Linked DNA regions of Mus musculus: region 1 is linked to region 2. Evidence: chromatin loops called from intact Hi-C (ENCODE). Cell type or tissue: left cerebral cortex. All regions are shown on one strand. Each heading gives the region's core, and the rest is flanking DNA. Links, peaks and the distances in the headings are about the cores only.

What was found. Hi-C counts contacts between places; a loop is a spot of excess contacts. Peaks named below come from ENCODE experiments on the same cell type or tissue, not always from the same donor. Only the 100,000 strongest peaks of a DNase experiment are listed, where the experiment ranks them.
Region 1: a loop joins it to region 2, with 3 times the contacts of the local background. A loop is called at or near these places in 2 of 42 quality-filtered maps.

What each region holds. Positions count from the first base shown.
Region 1 is chr10:99,303,787-99,312,480 of GRCm38, forward strand. No RefSeq gene overlaps it. Among named protein-coding and RNA genes, the nearest start is that of Gm34921, 37 kb to the left of the region's middle. In left cerebral cortex, for the core only: no CTCF peak of the experiment used is centred there; DNase peaks (open chromatin) are centred at 5,219, 6,043, 6,600, 7,417 and 1 more place; H3K27ac peaks cover 3,060 bases.
Region 2 is chr10:99,470,939-99,479,632 of GRCm38, forward strand. The region is part of intron 1 of Gm34983 (a long non-coding RNA gene); the gene reads left to right. Among named protein-coding and RNA genes, the nearest start is that of Gm35035, 15 kb to the left of the region's middle. In left cerebral cortex, for the core only: a CTCF peak has its summit at 3,621 (motif pointing left); DNase peaks (open chromatin) are centred at 1,284, 3,825, 4,079, 5,529 and 4 more places; H3K27ac peaks cover 2,676 bases.

The DNA of each region.
Region 1 (8,694 bases), core at 540-8,539, 170 kb before region 2:
ATGGTATAATAATCTCCCCCATTATTTGTCAATTTCATTACATGTATGTATGTATGTATGTATACACACATATCTGTGTGTATATCTGTGTATATATATATACATATATGCATATATATACAAATATAATGAAATTGACAAATAATGGGGGAGATTTATATACACACACACACACATATATATATATATATATATATATTCGAAAGCTTCAATTGTATTTAACTTACTCCTCCACTAGCCCTTAGTTTTAGTTGTCTTTCCTATACTCTTTCCCTCATCTCCTTCTTTCCTATTCCTTTCCACTTGATCCTCCATACCAGTCTCCATCCTACATCTATTTCCCTGTCCTAGAACAGCCTATTTGTGCCTCCACCCCCCGTTCCTTCTGCTGTGCTTAACCTTTAGCTCTATAGACGGTATCTTGTCTACCACTGACTTGCTTACAGCTCATAGCTAATATCTACATGTAAGTGGATACATACCATATTTGCCTTTCTGAAGCTAAGGAGATTGTGTTTCAGTTTGCTTATGTGATAGATTACATTTATCCATTCCTGTATTAAACCATCCCTGGATCTCTGGGATGAAGCCAACTTGATCATGGAGAACAATCTTTTTTGGATTTGACTTGCAAGTATTTTACTGAGAATTTTTGCATCTATGTGGGAAAGTGGTCTGTAATTCTCTTTTTTGGGGTCTTTATTTGGTTTAGGTATCAGACTAACTATGGCAATGTTAAAAGGGAACTGGACAATATTCTTTCTGTTTCTATCTTGTGGAATAATTTAAAGACTATTCCATTATTCTTCTTTGAAATTCTGGTCAAGGGGCCAGAGAGACGGCTCAGCAGTTAAGAGCACTGGCTGCTCTTCCAAAGGTCCTGAGTTCAAATCCCAGCAACCATGTGATGGCTTACAATATCTGCAATGGGATCTGATGCTCTCTTCTGGAGAGCACTCATACATTAAATAAATAAAAAAGTTAAAAAAAAAAACGAAGTCTGGTCAAATTCTGCACTAAAACCATCTGGCCCTGGGCTTATTTCTTTTAAGGGTTGGGAGATTTTTAATTACTGCTTCTATTCACAGAGGGTTATAGGCTTGTTTAAATTGCTTATCTGATCTTGATTTAACTTTGATAAGTGGTATGTATTGGAGGAAATTAGCCATTTCTTTTATTAAACTTTTTTTCCAGTTTGATGGGGTTCAGGTTTCTCTGGATTCCCTTGGTGTCTTTTATTATGTTCCTCTTTTCATCCAATTTTGTTAATTTCTTCTTTCTCAGCTTGTTAGTTAATTTGGGTAAGGCTTTGCCAATCTTATTGATTTTCTCAAAGAAACCAACTCTTCCTTTCATTGATTCTTTGTACATTTTTCTTTGTTCATTTGTTTCTATTTGATTGGTTGCTGCTACTGAGTGTGATTATTTCTTGCCATCGACTCCTTTTGGGTGTGATTTATCCTTTTTTGTTTTAGAGCTTTCAGCTGTGTCGTTAGGTTACTAGCATGAGATCTTGCCATTTGTTTGTTTGTTTGTTTATTTATTTTTCTGATGCTCGGTGGATATTTAATCAAGTTTTCTTTGGAGTATATGGTGATGACAAGTTCAGGGACAACTGAGTATTTATATGCAGAACAATGAAATGAATTCTAATGTCACCCCATATACAAAAATAAATTCAAAGCCGATAGGATTTGAAGATAAGACCCAAGGCTGTTAAAATTCGAGAGGAAAACAAGGTTGAAACTCCATTTCCTGGTCCAGGTACTCTCTTTTCTCATGATTATATTCTGCAGAAGAAATCACATGGGCTTAGGGAATAATACTGGCTTCAAACCTGGTAGGTACCTCACTAGGTGATTTAGACTTGTAAAGGGCCCAGAAAATAGATACTATGAATCACGTTAGAAATACAGAAACGCAACTAAACATCTTCAATACTAATCAAAATAATAAATGAAAGGTTGCATTCATTCCAAGAAAAGAGTCATAGAATTAAAAATGATTGATCCACAAAAGATGTATCAATATGAGTAAATCCACCCCTTATTGTAGCAACTGAAAACTATTAGCTTCCAAAAATACATAAGATTATAATTTTATAGCAGTGTATATATTTCAGAAATGTGCCCTTTGTTTTTAAAGTGTAAGCACTTAGTGCAAGGAATTTGCCTTTTAGGACATCTTTCATTATGTCCCGTGAGTTTGGGTATGTGTATATCAATTTTCATTCATTTCTAGAAAGTCTTTGATTTCTTTCTTAATTTCTGTCTTGACTTGTTTTTCATTCATTAGTGGCTCTTTCATTTCCCTGAGTTTGTAATATTTTTGTTGTTTCTGTTGCTGATATCCAGTTTTAATTTGTGGTCAGGTAGGATGCAGGGTATTGTTTTAATTTTCACTTATTTGTTGAGACTTGCTTTGTGCCCTACTGTGTGTTCAGCTTTGGAGAAAGTTGTGTGAAGTGCTGAGAAAAAGGTATTATATCTTTTGTGTTTGGGTAAAATGTTCTATAAATATCTGCTGGGTCTATTTGGTTTATACGATTAGTTCTAGTATTTCCTTGTCTTTTTGTTTTTAAAAGATTTATTTATTTGTTTTATGTAAGTACATTTGTCACTGTCTTTAGATACACTAAAAGAGTGCATCAGTTCCCATTACAGATAGTTGTGAGATACCATGTGGTTGCTGGGAATTGAACTCAGGACCTTTGGAAGAGCAGTCGATGCTCTTAACAGCTGAGCCATCTCTCCAGCCCCGTATTTTTTTGTTTAGTTTTTTTTTTTTTTTTTTTTTTTTTTTTTTTTTTTTTTTTTTTTTTTTTTTTAATCTGGATCACCTATCTATTGGCAAATATGAGGTACTGGAGTCTCCCACTCTCAAGAGTATGAGGCTCAATGTGTGATTTAAGCTGTAGTGGTGTTTCTTTTATGAACATGGGTGCCCTTTTGTTTGGTGCATACATGTTAAGGATTACAATGTCCTCTTGGTAGATTTTTTTTTCTTTGATGAATATGTAGCATCTTTCTCTGTTTCTTCTGATTAGGTTAGGTTTGCAGTTTATTGTGTCAGAGATTAAAATGGCAATCAATACCAGATTGCTTCTAGGGTCCATTTGCTTTGGATATCTTTTTCTATCCTTTTACCCTGAGGTAATGTCCTTGATGCTAAGGTGTGTTTCTGGGATGCAGCAGAAGGGTGGATTCTGTTTTCTCACCCATTGTTTCTGTGTCTTTATATTAGGGAATTGAGATCATTGGTTATCTTTCAATAAAGAAAACAATAAGCAGTGTTTGTTGATTCCCGTTATTTTGTTGTTGTTGATGGTGGTGTGTGCTTTCTCTCATTTGATTTGCTAATCTGGGATTAAGTTTTAGTACTTTGTTAATTAAAACGGAAATTAAATATAACCTTAGAGTGCCTATGTGGTTCCTGTCTCTGATGAAATATAGTTGACCTAATATGCTTACTATCTATTTTGCCTCCCATTTCACCAATTAATTTGTTTCTCTGATCTTATGTTTATCTGCCTTCATAGTGTTTAATGGCACCAAAAGTATAATTTTTCATTTGCTTGCTAGTTTGTATTCTGTTTCCGTCCATAAAACGTGAGGATCAAGATAGGAAAACTCATTTATTTTATTCATCAGTATCCCAATGCCCAAAACAGGGATTTGATCTACTGACTAAATAAACTCATAAATAAAAGAATGAATCCATACCCATAGCCTATAGTCAATTGATGCTTTCTTGTTAGTCTGCAGTACAACTTAGCTTTCCATGTTAGTCCAGGTTTTTGCAGAATTAGACCTTGTGAGTGCACTTATCAACACTGGCCTATTGCTAACAACATTACTGCAGATGCCTACATGTTTGTGTGTGTGTGCACATGCTAGTGTGGGCACACACATTGATGAGTGATAGACAACCTCAAGTTTTGGTTCTTATCTTCTACCTTGTTTGAGAGAGGGTCTCTTGATTACTACTGTAAATGCCATGACCTTCCAGTGACTCTTCTGTCCCTGCCTCTCATCTTCCCAGAGCAGTGCTGGGGTTAAAGATGCCACTGCATCTAACTTTACATGGGTTGGAGATCTGAATGAAGATTTTCATCTTGCACCATAAATTCTTTGTCTTCTGAACCAACCCCACCCTTCCTAAATACTTTTAATAACACCCTATGCATTTGGTCTCCATTATAACTTAGTGCTCAGCTTAGTCTTTGACAAATAATGAATGTCACCAGTGTTTCCTTTTCTGAATTAGTTTACTCTAAGGGAAGTTTGAAACTTAGCTTTGCTGATAGACTTTATAGAAATGGTCTCGGGACCACTGAATTCCATGTAAAAGCATACATGGCATGGCATGCTCTGTTTATTATTTTTATTTTGTTATTTTTATTAGGTATTTATTTCATTTACATTTCCAATGCTATCCCAAAGTCCCCCACCCGCTCCCCCACCCACTCCCCCACCCACCAACTCCTACTTCTTGGTCCTGGAGTTCCCCTGTACTGAGGCATATAAAGTTTGCACGACCAATGGGCCTCGTTTTCCTCTGATGGCCGACTAGGCCATCTTCTGCTACATATGCAGGTAGACACACGAGCTCTAGGGGGTACTGGGTAGTTCATATTGTTGTTCCACCTATAGGGTTGCAGATCCCTTTAGCTCCTTGGGTACTTTCTCTAGCTCCTCCATTGGGGGCCCTGTGATCCATCCAATAGCTGACTGTGAGCATCCACTTCTGTGTTTGCTAGGCCCCGGCATAGTCTCACAAGAGATAGCTCTATCAGGGCCCTTTCAGCAAAATCTTGCTAGTGTATGCAATGGTTTTAAATGAACAAACAAGAGTGTCAACCCAAGACTGCTTTGTCCTGTCTTAATTCCTGTGCTGGTTTTGAGTGTCTTCATAGCCAGTTTGGAAAAGCCATGGCTGGAGTTGGTGTTTTAGGCTCCTGGAAGTCTCTGCTAGCATCTGAGGAAATGTAAAATATAAAGTTTGTGATATTAAAACTATGTCTCTCCAGCCTCCAACATTCTTTTTTGGCCTTAAGGCAGCAAAGCAGAACTATACACAATTTAATCACAGAGTTCTTGTTTTGTCAAGGCAGATGAGAACATACACAGCTAGCGTTGCCTGTGTGGGTTGGTGAATTACTTAGATTTTTTTCTATGCTTGGAGAGAATGACCACAAGAATGGTTGAGACATCCATGAATAAGTTGTTCCAGGTCCGTGTCTACAGTGAGTACACAATTCCTCTACCTTCCGGTGATTATGGCAGTGAGTCACCTCAACTTTGTGCCTAAACTATTTGGATCTCTTGGAACAGACTCACCTATGTCTAGGAGCTCAGCTCAGGGAATGAGCCATGGGTACATCACTGAGGGATTCTCAGGCAGTTCTCCAGCTGTCTGGGAAAAGTAATTGAACCGAGTTAATCTTTTCATTGATTCTGCCCACCGCGTAGTTGAGGAACATTTCAGGGCCACAGATTTAGATTCAGTTAGGCTCTATGTACCTGGTGCAAAATTTATGCAAACTTTCTATTGAAACAGTGTATACTTTATTGCTAGGAAGCCATCTATAGCAAGACCGACTGACGGAGAACTCATTGCATTTAAGTATAAAATAATTATTAAATACCTACTGGGTGCTAAGTTCTACATGCTAGGCAGCTTTGAGAGATACAAGGGAAAGCAAGAAATGATAGTTATCTTCAAAGAACTTAACATTGATGTTAGTCATAAACTTATACTTTGATATAAGTAGTATGCAAAAAAGTATTTTCTCCCTCCAGAGTTTTGCTATGTACCTACCCTGGGATGGCCTCAAATATATAATCCTTCTGACTCAGCTTTTCAGTGCTAGGATTATAGGCATGTGTTACCATGTCTAATTTAAATACTGTATATTTTAACATAAGACTTTTTTTTTCTACTTCTTCCCACATATAGCGTGTGGGTGGAGAGATATACTGTGCTGTGCCTTAGACAGCAACATCAAGAAACTTAGGCGTTGATGGACTTTTATCTTTTGGACGTCATTACATGGCTTGTATTTACTTGCATGTCTGTGAAGCACTAAAAACAGGGCTGTGAATCACATAATTGAAATGAGTTCGTTTTAGTGAAACTTAAAGAGAAACTAAAGAAAAGGACCCGCGCAACCGGAAACGTGAGCAATCAGGCCGGAAGTTTGTGCCTTTTAAGTGTCCTTCAGTATTTATTTTCTTGGCATCTTTTTCCCCCTCCTCTGATGTTGAAAAACAAGAATACTGTAGGTGCTGAGTGAGATTGCTCTCATCTTTTCTAAAGGCAAGTGGTTTTCAGATTTGCTTTCCTTATTGATTTCATAAGCATGGTATTTTACATTTCTGACTCCCCAAGGTTACTTTTCTCTCTCGGGAAAATCCTTTCCCCCTCGCCCTTCGGCTGCGTTCCTCAGCAGAGAGAACACTGCACCTTATATGTCTCTCCTTCCTCCCACGGCGTGCTTCTTGATGGCAGCCTTCCTCGCTTCAGCGCAGCTCCCAAATTTAATTCATTTGTTAGGCCTATTTTTACCTTGAGACATGAAATCTCAATGTGTTGCTAAACTATCAGAGAGAGTGCTTTTCTTTGTGCCTTCCATCTAAGGCAATGTGTGCTCCTCTAATGGTATCATTTATAGCTATGGGCTGTGAAACCCGAGCACAGGCGGGATGCCTACATCTCTGTCACGATTTCTCCTTCTTTCTCTCTCTGGCTTTTTTCCCCCTCTTCTTTTCCTTTTGGATGGAGCAGTTAGTCATTAGTACCAATTTGTTTGGTCATGAGCAAGGAGTGAACGTCTGAAATTCAGTATGCTTAGTTCCCACAGCCCTCGTGTGAACTCTCTGAGGGAGCCACTTGAGCGAGGTAAGCTGTGACGGACAGACAATTGCAGGTGGATGAGATGCCCTCTGCATCTCTGACATTATCCTTCCTGCCCTAGGAGTCTCGGTGTGTGAACGTGTCACTCAGGACCAGATAGGTACATCTTTGCTACGGCAACAAAAGGCCCCCACATCTCAATGATGTACAGAGTGATGTATCTTCCATAGGGCGTGCTTTCCAGCTTGGCTGCCTCGCTGCTCCCTGCTGTCTAATGGCGTAGCTCTGTCTGGAACACAGTGACTGAAGCAGAAGGAAAAGAGACATTGCTAACCTCTTGCTGGCTTCTGTGTGGAAGGGTCATGTGTAACTTCTGTCCACATTGCATTGGCTCTAGCACGTTATCTGGCCACCTAAGAGTGCAGTATCACATCGTATGCCCACAGAGACAAAGGAGGGGAGGAGACAGAGTACTAGGTAAACGAGCCACTCCAGTGTTGGGTCATTGACTTCATTTGGGGGTACACAGAGAGTAAGCTTTTCCCGGGGCAGAAATGAATCCCGTGACTGAGCACGAGGAGAGCCTTTTCTCTGGGAGCCTGGCGAGCAGACATCAGAAAGTCCCACTGCTTAGAACACAAGGCTGCTGAGGCTCGTTTGCGGAGTCTACATTCCCATTTTGTGGGGTATCTGTATTTACTGTTTTATCCACTCGGCTGAAAGATTTTTCAGGCATTTGGATAGCTTGCCTATGTATACAGGTTCATTTCATCCTTGACTCTTCTCTCACACTCTAATCCCTGGCTGCAATTAATTATTTATTATTCTACACATTTCTTCTCATCCTTAAATGCTCCAAGTCAGGGTTACTGTGTCTGGCCTTGATCAGTTGCCTCTGTGTTCCGGTGGCAACCGTCTTTATGTTCATCCCAAGGAACAATATTTGTTTATCAGTTCCTTACTGCATCGAATTCATCATTGCTCAGACAGGCCGCGGCTCCGGCTTCATTTCTCATCCTTCTGCTTACTTGACCAGGATGTGACAGTTGCACTGAGCCTCCAGCTGTTTGGTGATCAATCCCAGTTGGATCGTGCCCTAGGGCCTCTTCACTCTTCATTCCTGCTGCCTGGAACGTTCTTCTGTCATCTCTGAAATAGAGCAAACCCTTTGTGTATCACCCATGTCCAGGTTTAACTACCAACTCTTGCGGATCTGGTGGCAGAGGCTATTCTTGTAGCTACTCTGGAGGTGCAGGTAGGAGTTGCAGTTTAAGACTTGCTTGAGCTGCAAGTTCAAGGCTAGCCTGAGAAACTTAATGGAACCCTTGTTTGACATAAAGAATAAGAAGAGGTTTGGGAATCTATATGGCCCTGCCCATATTCAACACCCATTACTGTTTAAAAGCAAAGCAAAGCAAAACAAAACACCACTCTCTCAGAGATTCCTTCTGACTACTAACCTCATTATCTCTGCAAACCCTTATCACTGTCCAGTTCTTTCCCTTCTTACTGTCTCCTCTCGTCACAAGAATGTAAGCTTCCTGAGCAGAGTCCCTTTGAGTCTGTTTATCTCTCACTTATCAACATTGAGCATAAGGGTGGTTAATATTACTGTTAGCCACTCCAAACAAATAGCTTCTATATTTTGAATAAATTCACAAAACTGTAGTAGTTCTTCAAAATTCAGGGGAAAGCCTCAACTACTGGTAAATATACAAAAAGTATTTGCTAATTTCAATTAATAAAATTCTGGAAGTTTTTTTTTTCCAATATGTGTAAAACTTTATCTTCCATAGCAACTCTTGGTATTTTATAATCTTCTTACAAGTTTTTTTTTTT
Region 2 (8,694 bases), core at 374-8,373:
AGCAGAATACTGACTTCTAGGCAGGTAGAATGAGGGTCTTAAAGCCCACACCCACAGTGACATACCTACTCCAACAAGGCCACATCTACTCCACAGGGCCACACCTTCTAAAAGTGCCACTCCCTGGGCTAAGCACATACAAACCATCACAGATGGTTTGTATAGACATATAAGACATATAGACATAGATAGACATATAAGAATAAAATAATTTAATAAAGTTTAAAACTTCACCGTATTGGGTACCCACGCTACCTGAGAGTCTATGGCAGAGAAGGACATAACTTATTGTCACATTAGGGGAAATGAGAACATTTCTTCCAAGTCAAGTAAACTTGAATAAATTAACATCTTCCCTGGGGGACTCATCAGACTTGATGATCTGGTCACCAGTGTGAGGATAGCAGAGTATACATTACACTAACACTGTTAATACAGGGCCACAGCAATTACTGGAAAACCAGAAAAACAAACATCTTATTTTATACTTCATTCAAACCGTTTCTTGCCTACAAAGCTTTAGCCTACAGCCCTAGAAGTTTTTTATGGCTTTTCTTTTTTAAAAACCACAGGTATGTACTCCCATTCAAATTAAATCTTCAAAATGGGATAAAATTTAGGCTACTGAGTTTATGTATTCACTCAACAAATATTCACTTTAGGCTAGGAGTATAATGTTTCACTAGCTATCCTGTAAAATATGAGACAGATATAAAGGCAAAGAGAACACAGTAATTCACTATGGTGCACAACTGAAAATGTTTTGTCAGCCTGGTGGTAGACGCATATGCTTTTAATCCCAGGATTTTGGAGGCGGAGGCAGGCAGATTTCTGAGTTTGAGGCCAGCCTGGGGGGTTCAGGGACAGCCAGATCCACACAAAGAAAACTGGTCTCCAAAGCCAAACAAAAACAAACACAAACCAAAAAGGAAAAAAAAAAGACAATGTTTTTGTTGTCACAGATGTTTGTTAGGGATATAGATGCAGCTATCCATTAGGAAATCGTCCCCATACAGACACCTCTGAGAGTGTACATGTGTCAATGCACTCCAGACAATTAAACCTCCCTAAAGTGCTTCTTGAAGACCCTAGGCTGTCTCCCTGCAGCACTGTTCTGACTAAATGCATCATCCCGTTCAGCTAAACAGTTGGCTTTATTTTTCCCTCAGTAACAATTGCTGTTTTTATATCATACCTCACAGGACTTCTTTCATTTATACACTTTGTGCTTCCCTGGTATTCATTTTGACAATAACAGCAGCTGTGGTAGCAAGAAGAGAATTAAAACGGAAATCCCTGGGAAGGTCTGGCTTTTGAACAATTCCTTTCCAATATTGCCTTTGGCTGCTCTCATCTTTGTATGACCTTTGTAGTTCTGCGCTTAAAGAAGGATGCTTGGAATTGGAAAATGTGCTTCAATCATTGAGTACCTGACACACAGTCATCAAACCTGATGATGTAAGTTCGTATTCCTAGCACCCACGTAAAAGCTATGGGGTGGCGATGGTCTGTAGCCCCGACTTTTCCAAGATCCTTTCTCAAAGAGAAAAAAAAAAGTATTTGCAGGACTTAACCACCTCTCTCCTTCCCTCCTCCCGCCTTGTATATATGTGCATAATTGGCATGATTGTTCATATGCATCTGCACATGTGCATTTGGCAATGTGTGCAAGTCAAGGGCAAAGGGCAACTGTCTTCCTCCGTCATTCTCTCCTTTTTTGAGACAGTCTTTCACAGAATCAGGAACTCACTGATTGTCTAGACTGGCTGGCTGCCAGGTTACTTTCAGAATTCTACCTGTGGATTTAAGAAAGAAATAAATGCACATTTTTATTTGTTTATATCTGAAAAATGTAAGTAGTCTATTGACCTTTCTATAACAGTATTTCTACGTATTTGATTTTCCTTTTGCTTTGTAATGGAAAGACAATGAAAACAGACAGATTACAGCCACAAGCCAAAGGACCCAAAAGGCTTAAAAGATCAGCGCCCAGAGAAGGGAGGGAGATTCTCTGCTGGGCACACCCAGGACTTCTCAGAACAGGCCGCATTCCTGCAGGTCAGAGATTCTATGAGAAAAGGCTTTTTCTCAGTGACAGTGTAGCTTGCCCTTGACCTTGGGGCATGTTGGGTAAATAGTTGAAGAATGCCTCTGAAAGAAACATAGTAACATCTTGCATCTTTCTCCCTCTGTAATTTTAGGGCTCTTTCAGTTAGGGGACGAGAGAATCCTAGTGTTAGCTGCAATATCAAAGTCTGCAACTACATTCAGAAAATAGAAAGCAATTCAATATGTTAAGAGATCATAATGCCTGCATTGATGGAGCCTAGGCCTTGAATTTCTGAGCTAAACTGTTTCTATTTTGTGGCAGGAAGAGCTCAAGTTTCATCTTTTATTCTGGTGTAAATTCATCATTAATGCGTTTAAGGAGTAGATACAGGCCTGGATTGTAAAAATCTCTCTTTATAACATTAAGCAGTAGATTTAATAAAAAAGGCATCCCAGCCTTTGCGGGCTGTGTAAGTGACTGATAAGAACGGAAGCAGAACTGATAGGGTTTGATCATCACCACAGTGAAGTAAGTCCAAATGGACCAGGAAATGCACACGGGAGCAGGATGTCCAAAACACCAGCCAGGGAGATACTGACTAGGAAATGATACAGACCAGAAGATACAAGAAGATATGGGATACCTCAATTAAAAATTGGAGGAAAATTTGTAACTATAAGCATGAAATGACTAGATTCTCTAGTTTTTGGATATATGATCATACCAAAGGAAACACACACACACACACACACACACACACACACACACACACACACACACACACACAAACAGAGCTCCATCACTTCCAGGATAAAAACATCACAAGTCATGTTTGTACAATGCACTCCATCTGTGTGTACTGGAAAGACTTTAGAATATTGATCAGTAATGTAAGTAAATGCATGACAATCACAGGCAACATCGCTGAGTGTCCTTACAGTTAGACAGAGAAGTCATACTCTACAATCTGCCTGCACCGCGTTTCTGTTCTGAGGAAATGGAAATGAGTAAGAGGAAACGATTGTGCCGGAATGTGTGTATAACTATACCATTACCACTGATGAAGAAGATGGAGAACGTGGCCAGCTCAAATAGCGATGGGAAAGGAGACTTCGGGGCTAGTGTGCTCTACTTCTTGGCTTGGGATGCACCGTTTACTTAGTTACTTAAATTTTTATACGTATTTGTGTGTATGCGTGTGTGTGCAGCTTATATGGTGTAATAAAAACACAAACACAAACGCTGAGACCAACATCCAGATGAGATCACACCTTATCCAATAGGCTGAACTGGGCTTAGCTGTTTGGAAGGCAGTTTGAGTTGGCACCTCGGAGCAAAGCGTGTTCAACATTCAACATCTCTTTTTCATGTGACGTAACTGACTGTGGTCCAGGATTCACTTGTTATTATTGAAAATCCCATTCAGTGGGCTGGGGAAGTGGCTCAGCGGTTAAGAGCACTGGCTGCTTGCGCTTTCAGAGGTCCTGAGTTCAATTCCCAGCAACCACATGGTGGCTCACAACCATCTGTAACGGGATCTGATGCCCTCTTCTGGTGTGTCTGAAGACAGCTACAGTGTACTCATATAAATGACATAAATAAATCTTTTTAAAAAAATCCATTTGATTAAACTAGTGTCATTCCTTCCTGCGTCTACACTTGACCCACTCTATCGAGGGTCAGCTAGCGATGGAGCAGCGAGCCATTACTATTTTAAGCCAGAGCTGCCTGGCAACGTCTGCATTGCTGAGGACTCTAATTTTCATCCCAGTCTGCTTTTGTTAGACTCCTACCTCAAGTGGCACAGGCTGTGTTCCATAGATAGCAGCCGGAGAAATACGTTCAGTTTCTTTTCTTTTTTCTTTCTTTTTTTTTGTTAAAATCATCTCTAAACACATGAGCAGAAAGATATCTGAAAGGTGCTTTCGCCTGACTAATTAGGTTAGAAATCTCAGGGGAACAGTCCTATTTGCTACAGTTTAATGGAAATCCTTTAGCTTCTGGTTGCCCAGTCTTCTAAGAACAGATTTTTCTTTGGCACTTCCTGTTGAACTTGGAGGCGGGAGCGGGGCATAGAATAACCCTGTTTTGCTTCGTGATTTGAGAGACTTAAATTGGGGTTTCAGGCAATGGAAAGGCTGTGACTTCTCAATTCCTTAGTTCATACTGTTTAGTATGGAACTCTGCACTTCAGGAAAAGGAACATTTATTGGTGATTATTGACGGGTGACTTTTTCCTTCCGGAATTATATTATTGCGGCACAGTATTCGCCAAGGTCTGCTTTTAGTGTAGGCAAGTCACATGATGTGCAGCCTGGCTACGTCTTCCTTACGTGAAGCATCTCCCCCCCCCCCATCCCCCGCTTGCTAGCCTGCCCCGACCGCCCCCCCCCCCCGACCCCCACTTGCCAGCCTGTGGATGTGCATGGTTGGAACTGGATTATTCCACTCACGCTCTCGGTTGGTGGGGACTTCTCTGAGAAGCGATTTTATTTTGTCTTCTTCATGGGATTCAAACAGAATGTGGCGGGTTATCCATGTCACCTCAGAATTTGGCAAACTGCACGAAGCAGCAGGACCATGATTTCCATCCATGTTGGCTCCGTAGCAAGACCTTGTCTCAAATGCATACATAAATAAACAAGTGTAAAAAAAATCCAACATATTTTCAAAGATACCTTTTGTGTTTATTAAATGTTTACCACACCTTTGATTCTATCTCTTTAATAAAAGAGATGTTTTAAAAATATACCTTAAGGGAGGGTTGGAGAGATGACTCAGTCGTTAATAGTACTGGATGCTCATCCACAGGTCCTCAGTCCAATTTCCAGCACCTGCATGATGGTTCACAACCATCGATAGCTGTAGTCTCAGGGGACCCAATGCCCTCTTCTGGTATGCCAATATACACACACAATCCATATACATAAATAAGTAACAAACAAATAAATAAATACATCTAAAAAATAAATCGTAAAGAAAAATGTATATTTAAAAACTGTATCTTGGCTCATTGTGATCAGAACGAGTTACTATAAATTATCGGGATGTCTTGAGTTTTTGGACTCATTTTGCAACAGATTGTAATTATCACTGATAATTAAGATTATTATTAAAAATAGGGCATCTCGCTGATTTTGAAATGCAATAGTAATGGGATGATATTTTGTGTGGTGACTAGGAGAGAAAAACATTATGTGTGATGTCAAGTGGAAAACAAACAGAGCAGGGAGAATTCAAGGAGATGAATCCTTGGAGATAATTCCTATCTGAGGCGGACCAGGGAGACAGGGACAGTTATGGAGCGGTGAGAGGGAAGGGCCCCCCACCCCCACCCGGGAATCATGCCGATGCCTTGTACCAGCGGAGAAGCAGGGATTCTGGCCCAATTAACAACTGCTTGACGTCTTTCTCCCATCTCAGCTATAAACACCCAGCTTTCTGGGAATCTTACCAGAAACTAAATTTATAGGGAAAAGACATGCTCTGAACCCAGCAATATAACATACATCACTAATGCTAGGACAATCAGTTGTGGTTCTCCTTTGAGGAGCCCTTATCTATTCTTGGGTTTATCTTACTGAATCTCTTTCAAAGAGAGCATCCATCGGTGCTTTCCTATTGGGTCTGTGAAGAAACATATACTGCTAAGTTTTCTGAAGTTTTCTTTGGGATTCATGGTTCTTTTGTCCCACAAAGGGTCCCCCCACCCATAGGAAACACCTATAGGCAAGTGTGTATTCTGTGTCCTATAATCAAATATGTGGCCCTGACAAACAATAGAGGTTTGAGAAAAGACCCTTTTTATAAAGACCTAGCTGGCATTTAGTACGAAGATAATTCTCATGGTTGTGTTGAGGAATGTGCAGGGGATCCCTAGCTAGAATTTAAGTACCAACGCTGGAAATACCAAAGACTATTAATACTACCAACATTTTTATACTCCTGACTTGGCATGGGTGCGAGGTGGGACTGGAAACATTTGCAGTGACTATACCGTGAAGGTTGGCAGTGACGCTTTCGTCTTTTGAGATTGGTCCAAATAACACATTGGTATTTTTGTTCTCTGGAGCTCTAGTCTCTTCTAGTGAAAAAAAAAAAACTGATTAGCATGTAATAGATACCACAACATTCACCTTTGAAAAATATGCAATTTGGTGTTTTTGGTTTAGGCGTGGAACTGTATGGTCCGTTTGGTTGTTCAATTTACAAACTTATTTCGGGGACTCTTTCCTCTTATTTTTTCTTCTAATATAGTAAAATAATCTTATGTTTTGTTTATTTTAAAAATATGCACCGTTACCCTGAAATTGGCTCTCAGTAAAATTGCCTGAAAACCTGTGTCATGGAAGGTCTTAGAAACAGGTTCTCATTTCATCCGGTTTAGTACCAGAGCAAGTCTTTGTGATTCAGCGTTTACAGAAAGCATGATAGCTTGACTTTGCTTTTCTGCATTTTGCATGTGTGTGTGTTTGACATATTTATATATGTTCACGTGTGTGTGCTTGTGTGCATAAAAATGTGGGGGTTGGGAACTGAAGTCAGCTATATTTTTTAAATCATTCTCCACCTGAAGTTTTGAGATAGGGTCTCCCCTAAATGCAGGGCTAACTCGTCAGGAAGCTCTAGGGATGTGGCTATCTCTACCTCCCCTCAGCACTGGGCTTATAGATGCTTGGCACTTTAACCAGTGAGCTACCCATCTCCCCAGGCCCATAACCAGTGTTTTTCAAATGGAGATGACGTCCTCTAGAGAAAATATCAAGTTGATGCATTTGAATGTGCCACACTTCCTTGTCAGTTCAAAGCACTGGATTTATTTTAATTTCATAAGATTCATTACTATAAAAATGCATGAAATTTTCATGTGCAAGCCACTGGCATTACAAAACTTGAAAGATGTTATGATACAGGCTCATGAACATAACGTCCCCCACTCTTTCAAGAAACACGCAGTTAAAATACTGAATTTTTTTATGATTATATAACAACTTTATATAACAACAATAACAATATTCTCACTCCCAGCCTATATTCATTTATTCTGCCCCCAGTATTTGCTAAGTGCCTACTGCCTGCCAAGGCTGTGGATGCGATAAGGCATAACGGCTCAATCTTCAGGAACACCTTTGTGCTTCTAGCTAGCCTTCTTTAGTAATTCATTACATAGTGCTTGATGTTGAATTACATTTCCATTTCTGAGTAAACATTTGGCTCAATGAACACTCAGTCCCTGATGCTTGATAGCTTAGCTGACTCCTCCTTCACCGTGTTTACAAACTCCATTTATATACATGACTATTTCCTCCCCACCCCCCAACTCACTGATGGGACACAATCTCCTGCCAACGTACCCAGTACTGCCATCTTTCCATGTCATGAGGGAACATAATTTGCTGTATTCTTCCAACTACAATAACTACCTGCTTCATTTTTTTTTTTTTTTTTTTTTGGGGAATACAAGTGAGTCTTGATTTATTTTTAAAAATTTTTGTTTAGATTTATTCATTTTATTTTGTGTGTGTGTTTGTCTGCATGTATGTTTATGTGCCATGTGCATACGTGGTGGTGCCTTTGAATGTCAGAAGAAGGATTAAGATCCCTTGGAACTAGAGTTACAGAGGGCTATGAACTACCATGTTAGGAACTAAACTCACATCCTCTGTAAAGTCAACAAGTGCTCTTGACCACCAAGCCACCCTTCTAGTCCTGAATGTTCTTTCTTAAATATCATAAACTGATGACAACTCTGAATTGACCATTATGTCTACAGAATCCTGCAAAATTCAAATCTAGTCCTTACCATTTGTGCTGGTTTGAGTGAGAATGGTCCCATAGACTTACACATAACTGCTTGGTCCACATTGGTGGGATTGTTTGGGAAGGATTAGGAGGTGTGGCCTTGTTGGAGGAGATGTGTCATTAGGGGTGGGCTTTGAGGTTTCAAAAGTCCACACCATTCTCAGTTGTTTCTCTCTCTGTGCCTTGTGGGTATATTTCTTTCTTTCCCTTTTTATTTTTAAAGATTTATTTATTTATTATATGTAAGTACACTGTAGCTGTCTCCAGACATCCCAGAAGAGGGCATCAGATCTCATTACGGATGGTTGTAAGCCATCATGTGGTTGCTGGGATTTGAACTCACGACCTTCAGAAGAGCAATCTGTGCTCTTAACTACTGAGCCATCTCTTCAGCCCCTTGTGGTTGTATTTCAACCTTTCAGCCACTGCTCCAGGGCCATGCCCGTCTTCTTGCTGTCATACTCCCTGCCATGATGAACATGAACTCACCCTCTGAAACTACAAGCACATCCAACTAAATGCTCTCTTTTATAGTTGCCTTGGTCATGGTGTCTCTTCACAGCAATAGAAACATAACTAAGCCACATGCATGAGCAAAATCATTAATAACTCTGTAGACATGAAAGTAACTTGTACATATTTCCATAACATTGATAATTGCTAATATGTGTTACTCTGGATCTTTCTCATAGTCAGTGGATTTTGCTAAACTTATGTTGAACTCCTGTTGTAAGTCGTTGGAGTGCAGAGCTACAATATCTATTGAAAAATTTCCTCTAGGCGCAGCTCCCACATACGGAAAAGGGTTGCTGGGAAACGTCAGTCTCATGCTTGTACTGGCA